Regions from separate parts of the Mus musculus genome. Here region 1 is linked to region 2. The links are chromatin loops, found by intact Hi-C in ENCODE. Cell type or tissue: left cerebral cortex. All regions are shown on one strand.

Region 1 (5,000 bases), 480 kb before region 2:
TTAGATTTTAGCCCTCTTAGAGGAAAGAGAAGAAGAGGATGGAGTCAATACAAGAATTCTACAATGAAAACCCCATCATTGGAGTTTAGTCTGGGTAACTGTTATGGCTATTTTCTAGAATAGTTTAAAAATGGAAATATCTTGAAATAACATCAGAATGACAGGAAAGTTAGAAGACTATGAAATTTGTCATTTATTTTTCTCCCATCCTGCCAAAAGTTAGCCCCTTCTTGTATGATACAGGTAATTTTTCTGGTATTTAAGTTTTTCTCTTGTGAGACAGTGCCTTGGTATCTATCCCCTACTTCTTGTCATGGGCACCTTCTTGCCTCAGTTTCCTAAGTGCTGGGGGTATGGGAGTGGGACACCTTGCATGGCTCAAAGGTATGTAGTTGCTTAAGTGACATTTAAAAAAAAGTATGATATGACATCTCCTTGTGTTTAATTATTTTAATCACACTTTACTAAGAACAAGAAAATTCTCTCATAAAACTACATTACAATTATCAAAGGCAGGAAACTGGGCTAAGGAGGTCGCTCTGTTAGCAAAGGGCTTGGCTTGCGAACATGAGCACCAGAGTTTATGCCTCAGAATCAGTAAGACGTTGGGTGTGGTGGTGATGCCAATAATCCCAGTCTTAGTTAGGGTTTTACTGCTCTGAACAGACACCATGACCAAGACAACTCTTATAAGGACAACATTTCATTGGGGCTGGCTTACAGGTTCTGAGGTTCAATCCAATATCATCAAGGCAGGAGTATGGCAGCATTCAGACAGGCATATTTTTTTTCTTTACCCATATTTCCTCAACGATAATATCTTGCAAAAGAATTAGCACAATGCTCCAGCTAGGGCTTTGACATTGATGCTGCAAGATACAGGGGAAGTGCCCTGTCCACTTATGTCCTTCCCATACAGAAGCCCTCTTAGCCCCTGGCCCATGGGTTCTCCACGTTTACAGCTTAGTCATTTCATATATTTCTATGTAGCTTCGATCATGTAGTGTGTAACCTTTTGGAGTTGTACTTTTTTTTCTGTCCTCATGCTTTCTTTTCTGGAGTTTTACATTGTAAATGCAGTGTTCTCTTTAGAAAACATCACTTCAAGGGTGGGAGGTGGTTAGGAGGGACAGCAGGGAGCCAGTGGGAACAGGAAAGGACATCGTGAAAGTTCTGTGATGAAACTCGTTACTTTATATGCTGAGCATATTGTTACTGAATAGCATTCTACAGCATGGTGGGCCAAGGGCTTATAGTCTTTCATTTTGGAGCTCAGTTTACTTGGCCATGCGTCAGAATGCACAAGCATCCGCTTAGATGGTAGGCAGGGAGCTGGAGAGATGACCCAGTGGCTAAGAGCACTTGTTGCTCAGCTAGAGCACCTGGGTTTGACTTCCAGCATGCACATGGTGGCTCACAGTCACCTGTAACCCCTAGCCACTCACTTGGGGCATAGTCACACAGATAAATTAAATATAAAAAAAAAATGAAAAAGTTTCTACCAAAAGTGCAATACTCAAGAAAAAGTGTTTTGAAAAGCTTTAATGGTAGATATGTATGCATACTAGATTTTATTATTTCTTAAATAATGAGATACACTGAACACAAAACAGTCTTCCAGGAAGAACACGGTAGAGACGAGAATTTCCCAGCCCTCACTGGGATACCACTCTGAAGTGGCACCGTTAACAATGCCTCTTGCTAGTATATACTTTCCCAAGTTTCTGATTATATTAAGAAAGACAGTAACGAAGACTAATTCGGCATTGTTCACAGATCCAGCTTGGGTTGTGCACATTTTATATCGTTTAGACTTCGAATTTCTTTCAGTTAGCTAGAATGTTAGAATTATGAAGGATGCTATAAACCCAAAATATAAGTGACTGTAAGGGAAATTCTGGGGGATGTTTAATAATCCTGTAAGAAATATGAGCTATGTAGTTCCAGGACGTTTAGCACTCCAGTGAATAAATAAAATATTGATAACATTTGTAGTCTTCTTTCCAAATCCCTGTATAGGTTGGTTATTTAAACTGATCCTCATGCTATATTTTTTAAAAATTAATCTCACATTAGGAAAAGATGGGAGGTCACATTCTTTTGCCTTCCAGGGAAGGTATCTTTGCCTCCATGATCTAGAGTAAGAATTTAGCATCTTCTCTCAGCGACATTTAACATCCAACACAATGGACTCAGAGAGGAATGGGAGCAAACATGAAATCAGGGTGGTGGATTTGGAGGCATTTTTCTTTGGAACCTTCTTGGACAACTCAGGCTTAAAGTTTTAAGGCACTGTAGGTAATTTCACTGTAGGTTGTTACACACTCAAAACCCACCCAAACTTCAGCCATACTTTTTAGTCATTAGAATTCTAATTGCCCTAGCTTATTTTCACTATTAGGATGCACCTGGGTAGGTGTTGGTTCTGAGACGTCCTGTTCCATCCTGGGAGGAGCTAGAGTGACCGCCTGGCTTTGCCATTCGTTAGAGACCCGGGAAACTGAAAATCTTTCTAGTCATCGTTTTTTTTTTTTTTTTTTTTTTTTTTTTTTTTTTCTTATTTGTGAGCTCTATGGTGACCACCACATTTCAGGATAAATGACTTGATACTCACGTGCCAAGTGTACCCTGTAATACTTTGCCTGTTTGCATGCTCCTTTGCAGGACCCTGCTTTAGGCTGTGTTTAGCCGTGCTTCCTGCTAGGCTTGTTCCAGATAAGGTAGCTTGCGAAGGCATCCTTAGTGCCTTGGGAATAGAGATAGAATGGTGGGCCTCTTGCTGAACGTCTTAAGCAGACATCCAGTGCGCTGAGTTATTCTTTCTTGGCCCTGAAGTTGTACTCTGCCTACGTGTACTTGTTTGCACTCCAAATCAGGGACAAGCTAGATCCCACAGGGTCCTAGACCACAAGCACAGGCAAGGGAGTGATGCCCTGCATCAAGCCTCCAAGACTGTGACAGTTCTGGGCTGACCTGTAGGGGGCAGCATCGTCGCGCTCCTCACTCCGGCCTTCCTTGGGCGTGGCTCCACTTAGTGCCCCAGGCTCTGCAGACAGCTGCAGCAGCTTTCAACAAACTGCACTTTCCTGGGGATGGCAGCTGCAGTCCCAGCTGCTTCCACTGCTGTGGTTGATCTCCTTCTCTGCCACCTCAGATCACACAAGCCTTTCTGCCACAGCCAGGGATCGCCTCCTTACAGAGCTCAGGGTCTGTCTGAGAACCTTGCTCCAAACTCTCTGTACCCTGATTTTCATTGCATTGAAAGTGTCAAGCGATCTCTTCATGCAATTTTTTTTTAGATAATAAATGCTTAAATTTATTGATCACCGAAATATAAATAAGTAACATTTCCTGATTCTTTTAAGATCAGTCATGTTTTCTAAATAACACCATGAAAAAATGTATTGAAATGAATTCATACAGAAATGTGGATGTCAAATATTTAACAAATCAGAGAAAAATGAATGATGCTTGGTTACTTGAATGACTCAGTGTATTGTTCTTAAACATGCATTACTTATAAAACTAGTAAAAACCCAAACAATATTCTGTAATTTTGTTTGTTACTAAAAAATTTTTATAAATTTAATTCTTAATCTTCAAAGTTATAAATTCTCAAATTTTATGGATTATAGGAAAATCTCAAGACCCCATAAGGAAAATTTTTCTTTTTTTTCTCTTCATGCAATTTTAAGCTTGTGAAGGGGAACAAATGCGTTTTATATTCCTCTGACCCACCATCGTCTCTGCTGGACAGCGTGAGCCCCTCAGACAGCAGGTAGCTTGGTGCACACAGGGCAGGCATCACTGTTTTTGCTGCTGATGGGGTGGGCAGGACAAGTGATAGAAATGTGGAACCAGGGGCTGCTCCATACCTGAGTTTCTCCACAGACCCAGTTGCTCCGCAACCCTCAGCAGCACAGATATTCCCAAGCGTCCCACTGTTAAGACCGACTTCCCAATGTCGGTTTCCATTTACCTTAGAGTTCATGGAAGTTAACCCATGTCTCCTGGCTCTCACTGTCCAGGAGGTGTGAATAGCCCACTCTGTCCCAGGAGCCTTTCAGACCTGAAGGACTCAGAGGAGAGTCAAATGGAGAAGCCCTGGCAGATGTCAGGCATCTCAGCTACTTGGAAGGCTGAGGTAAGAGGAGCCCTTGAGCCCAGGGCTGAAAGGCCTGCCTGTGCAGCATAGATGGATCCATCTCACAAACAAATGAGTGACTAAGCCCAGAGTCACAGGCAGATAAGAGTGGAAAGACCTAAAACCTGATCTGTTGCTATCCCTTTAGGGAACCTCAGGCCTTGGGGACAGCCAGGTCACTGAGGGTCACAGTAGGAACACAGTACAGCTCTGAAGCTGGGCAGGATGGGGACTTTCTGTGTCACTGATGCTGGTGTGAGATGTCCTGAGGGTGCCTGTGGCTCTTCAACCTCTGGGCATCACTGTGGTTCCTTAGGCTTGCACTCCTGCATCCCATCATGGTTTCATCATCCTCACATCTCTTGTTCTGTAAGATGCTGCACTGTGTGTGGTAGCAGCTCAGACATCCTGCCCAGAGCTGCCGAGCTTCTTCAAGGAGGACCGAGGATGAGACTGAAGGTCTCTGGGAACCACTTCCTGTGTTCTGTGTTTTACCACACAGCCACAATTACTGTCTTTCTGAGGAGCAGGAAGGCAGAGACCTTGGGTACCATTGGTGCCCTACCCTGTCCCTATGACCTTGTCTCTAAGAGAAGGGGCTGGCTACAACACCACCTCATGGCATCCAAGCTGCACTCAGTAAAACCGTGGACCAGCAACACACACTTCCAGAGTATGAGATGCAGGCCTCCAACTCCAACCCAGGTTTGTTAGGTTACATAGCTCTAGTTCATGGGCTCTCTATCTGCAAGTATTGCTATTCTGTCATGAGACCTGTGTGGTCAGACATGACCCCATTGAAGGAGCTTCTATCAAATCGAGCACACACACAGATGAAGGGACTTTTATTTCCTCT
Region 2 (5,000 bases):
CCACTCCAGGAGAAATGGCCTGGCTTGACAAGTCCGGTGCTCTAGGTTTCTGAGACATTATGCTTCCTACCTCAGTTTCCTAATGAACTAAAGGAGGTCAGACTCTCATGGCTGAAAGACCTTGAGTTTTCCTTGTATTTCTTCATTCTCTCTCCCAGTGTGTGTGTGTACACATATATGTGCACATGTGTGAGTAAAATTTGTATGGAGGCTAGAGATCAACTTCAGGAGTTGTTCCTCAGCTGTTATCCATCTTGGTTTTTGAAAGAGTCACTTACTCAGCCTGCAGCTTGCAAGGCAGGCTAGAGAGCTGGCCAGTGAGGCCCAGGGATCTGCTCGTCTCCCCCTCCCCCATACTGGGATTACAAGTGTGTTCATGGTCATTCCTGATGCTTTTGTGTGGCTTCTGGGGTTTGAATTGGGCTTGTGTAAGCAATTTACCAACCACTGACATCTTCCCAACCAAATTATTATTATTTATTTTTGATAATTTATGGTCATGTTTATATTTATCATGTACAATATGATGTTGTGGATTGTAGCACACTGTGAAATATGGCTAAGTCTTTTCTATTTTCTTTATTTTTAAACTTAGCCTTACCCCTGTAGAGTAGGCTGGATTACTACTTACTATGTCTAAACTGGACTTGAACCCCTGATCCTCGGACCCCAGCCTCTTGACTGTTGAAACAGGAGGCATGGGCCCTCATGCTTTGTCAAACATGTGCCATTCATTTGCTGAGTAGAGAGCGCATCCTTGTTAATTTAGTTCTCGTGGCTGCCCCAAAAGGTAGTTAAGGGTTATTGTCAGGAACATATGGCCCCAGAGCATCTTGGACACTACTGACCGTACTTGTCTCTCTCATTCCCAGAGAAGAAAATGGAGGAGTAGGTAGAAGAGGTCTGATAGTCAGCTCCTGCAGCTCTTCTTACCCTCAGCACACTTGTCTGAGCACCAGCCTCTGTCGCCACTGTTCAATGTAAGGTTCCTGGCTAATTCTTTACAGTGTAAAGTGGTGCTCAACCTTCCTGATGCTGTGACCCTTGAACACAGTGCCTCATGTTGTGGTGACCGCCAACCATAAAACTATATCATTGCTGCTTCATAACTGTAATTTTACTACTCTTATGAATAATGTAAATACCTGAAAAACAGGATATCTGATATGCAACCCTCTACCTGCAAAGGGGTGCACAACCCACAGGTTGTGAATCACTGCATTAAACAGAATGGAACCAGCCATGGTGCAATGTGCACATAAATGTGTGTGCCTGTTTTATTCTTTGAGCACCCACACAGGGGTTGGGCTTCTTACTGCAGCTCTTACCTCATCTCAGGCCACATTAGAGGCTCTCCTAATTATTTGATGTTGGATAAGGAAGGAGTCCAGTTTCCTAGAATCTTTTTCCACCATGCCTTAGTTATTGTGGTATGTTCACAAACCCGATTGTCTCTCTCTCTCTTTTTTTTTTTCTACTATGACTTCTGGGGAAGCATACATTATGTATTTCACTGATGAGTCAAACATCTCCTTCAAATAATATTGATTTTTTTTTTTTGTATTTGTCACACTGCTGCAGTTGGCTTCATTTGAAGGCAGCATGGCAAGCCACATCCATCACCATGCTGGTTTAAAATGACACGTATATCCATTTATTGAGTTCTTAGCATGTCAGACACTGTGTATGTTTAGCCCGAAAAGGATATTTCGCAATCCCCGTCTCAGTAAGTGGGGTAACTGAAGTCTGGAAGGCTTAAATAATTTATTCAGGCAGCAGGCTTTAGGGTTTACCTGACAGTCTCTTCCTCCCAGTGAGCTAAGCCCCATGCTTCACCAGGAAGAGATTAAAGAGGCTAGGTTTACTTAACCCAAAGAAGGAACAACGAAATGTTGAAAGGAAGCTAAGTAAATATTGCTTAAGTATCAGGAGAATTATCTTGGAAGACCATGTGTTACTTAAGTCAGAAACATCACACGGTCCACTCCACATAACGTTTGAATGGGCCCCGGTGAGAGATGCTAAAACACCAGCATGTGTGTGAGGAGCCTGTGTTTGCTGCTTCGAGGGTGAGCATCAGGCAAGGCTGATGAATGGGGGCATGAGATCCGGGAGCGAGGAGCAGGAACTGGAAGGATTACAGGCTCCTATTACGTCATGCCACATTCAATTTGGCATATTCCTCTTTACTTTCTTGGCTTCGAGTCCGGTCTTGCCTGCCAAATACTTACGTGCTTTGCATAAGTGCATAAGTGATTTTAAAAAGTTTAAGTTAAAAGGTTGCAACTGTGCCGGTTGTCTCCTTTGCCCTCCTCAGCCTGATGCTGCAAGGAAGTGTGGGCTGAGTTGCAGACAGTTGTTCCTGTAGTTCCTCTTCATGCCATGTGGTGGTGCTGTTCTTCTAGTTATCTCGACCATTGCTAGTCCAATATTTATTTTCGGTGAGTAATTTGTTTATCAGGAGGTTATTTTAATCTAATTTTGGCCATATTTGCTAGCGCACACTATCTGTGCTTCCCAGCGTTAGCAGCTTGCATGTCTTGAAGGAAATTATCTGAAGATGGTCTCAGAGGCATTTGCGCAGCCATTATTTAAGGGAGGTGGGAGGAGGCAGGGTGAGTGGAGCCTGGGGTTAGAACAGCGGATGGAATTTGTTGCCTTCCAAGTGGTGTTAGCATGACTGAGCAGGATTGACAGAGGGCGGGGACATCCCAGTAGCATTTTGCAAGCTGTCTCTGCTTGACAGCAGCAACGCTGGTTGTTAGGGTCGCTAGTCTCCCAGACCCTTGTGACAACTTGTAAAGGTCCTAAATTGGTTTGGGAGGACAAGAGTCTTCTAGTTCTGCACCCTCTGCAAGAGGCCCTTCTCCCAATCTGATGACATCTTTAATTAACTGCTACTGCAAGCTGCCTGTGAGCTGGGGAGTGGGGGAGGTTGGAAAGAGCGTGACTGTACCAGAGCAACCACCGCAGCATCCACAGCGTGACTATGGTGATGAATAGCGTGCTGGACACTTTGCTCACGTTACATTGAACTCTTTGTCCTCACTTACATAATAGTCATAGTACTATACCTGTCCTACATGCCAAGAAGAGGTAGTTAGCACAAAACAAAGACTTGCTGAAGTCCCACAAAAAGCACAAGGAAAGCTAAACTTTACCTCAGTTGTGACTGCTTCCAAAGCGTCAGATTTTCATATTTCTGGTAACCTTCAGCAGGAGTCAGGAACCCTGGACTGAGCCATAGATTGACTATGCGATCTTAAACATGGCCTTAGGTTGGCTTGCAGTAAGTGGAGGGTTGTAGGCGGGGCTTGATGCTTCTTTGCAACAGAATCTAACGTTTTCATCACCAAAGCCTAAGTGTGAATGACACATATTTGGTAGGCACAATGGGGCTCAGGTTGAGACCCCAGTTAAGAACAGCTCATTTTTTTCTTTTGCTTTCCAACTCTTGTTAGACACTGAGAAGTTTCCAGGGACGTTCCTGAGGGTCTGGAAGAAATCAGCCTTGGAAACTTCTGAATGAATATCATCGTGGGGTGTGTGGGAGCTTGACCTGTTGTTTGCGATTACAGCTTCAAGATGGAGTGACATGATGCTTTCTGTGGGAGGCTGGAAAAGTGTGTCACACTTCTCTAAGTAGTAAAATAATAATAATAATAAATGGTAATATAATAATAGTAATGATAGTCTAGTGATATTTGACCCAGAGAAAGCCAGAGTCTTGTATCCATCAAGACCCAGTCCAGTCATTTTGCAGTCTCTTAGAATTAATGGGCCTAATTAAGCAGTTGAATTGAACCTAAGTTGTTGAGGACAGTGGGGTTGTTATCCAGTGACAGGAAGGTAGGCTAGTGAACCCTTTCCTGTGATGGTCAAACTCTTCGGAGGTGACCATCCTGGGTCTGAACAGAGCTGTGAATGGCGCTGATAAGATGTTCCCGCTTGACACAAAACTTGGCTAAAACATTATTGTTGGCATGCCGCTGTTAAGTCGGGTCAGTTCTTATGCACAGGTAGCATACTATCTTTTACCACCTCTATCTCCAGGGCTTCCCCTCTATTCTAACATTTGCCTGCAAGTTTGGGTCAAAGTGTCCCTTCGAAAAGACTGTAAAAGTGTAAAAGTCTCCAAGTCATGATGAAGATGGTATACATGTGATATAATTGCATCAGTCATCATAAGGGCATGATATGGTGGATATCACTGTTTACATAGTGATCATAATGTCTGCTCTCATGGTACCCTGGGGTCAACTACAGAGACATAGTTATCGAGGCAGGCTGGTCTATACCCTCTAAAAATAATGAGCAACATGGAAGCTGGTGATGAGCCAGGAGCGGGAGCGGAGCAATGGATCTTAATAAACTTTGGTAAAAGTCACTGCTAGTTTATTATTACTGCCATCAGAGGCTGAAGGAGCTGATGCTGTATAGGGATAGGGCTTGTTCAAATTTAAATTGAGGTTGTTTAAATTTGTCACCCAAGATCTGTCCATTGAGTTAAATTGACTCATGGTTGTTTTTAGTGCCTAACTCCCCTCTCTCCCACCAAGAAGCCTCTTTTGTGAAATGGCTAACAGAAAATAGTTGAGAGTTTGTGGACCACACTCTTTCTATTATAGCTATTTCCCTCTGCCCTGAGAGGGCAGAAGCAGCTATAGGCAACACATAAAGGAATAGCTATGGCTATGTTCCCATAAAACTTTATAAAAATAGTCTGTGGGCAGTGTGCTGACCCCTGCTTTAGACTGAGTGAGCCTCAGCCCTGAGGACTGTATTCCATTAATTCTTATTTCTTAAGCCATTAACTCTAATGTATTTTATACAGCAGGCACTCAGAGCAAGTTATTTGAATAAGCAAAGGAATGGATAAACAAATGCATGCAAATCCGGTCCCCTCTCAGTGCACTTACTTTGTTTTCAGTTTGGGCATTCAGGGGTTAACATCCAGGGTTGTGTAGTTGTAAACCCTTTAGGTTTTAGAACTTGTATCA

Evidence for each region. Hi-C counts contacts between places; a loop is a spot of excess contacts. Peaks named below come from ENCODE experiments on the same cell type or tissue, not always from the same donor. Only the 100,000 strongest peaks of a DNase experiment are listed, where the experiment ranks them.
Region 1: it touches region 2 in a loop (4-fold over the local background); 5 of 42 quality-filtered maps call a loop at or near these places.

Annotation. Positions count from the first base shown.
Region 1 is chr7:75,911,133-75,916,132 of GRCm38, forward strand. No RefSeq gene overlaps it. Among named protein-coding and RNA genes, the nearest start is that of Klhl25, 65 kb to the left of the region's middle. In left cerebral cortex, a CTCF peak has its summit at 2,978 (motif pointing right); a DNase peak (open chromatin) is centred at 2,988.
Region 2 is chr7:76,390,690-76,395,689 of GRCm38, forward strand. The region is part of intron 6 of Agbl1 (ATP/GTP binding protein-like 1); the gene reads left to right. Among named protein-coding and RNA genes, the nearest start is that of Gm30774, 25 kb to the left of the region's middle. In left cerebral cortex, CTCF peaks have their summits at 2,371 and 2,575; DNase peaks (open chromatin) are centred at 1,291, 2,361 and 2,930; H3K4me3 peaks cover 1,105 bases; H3K27ac peaks cover 569 bases.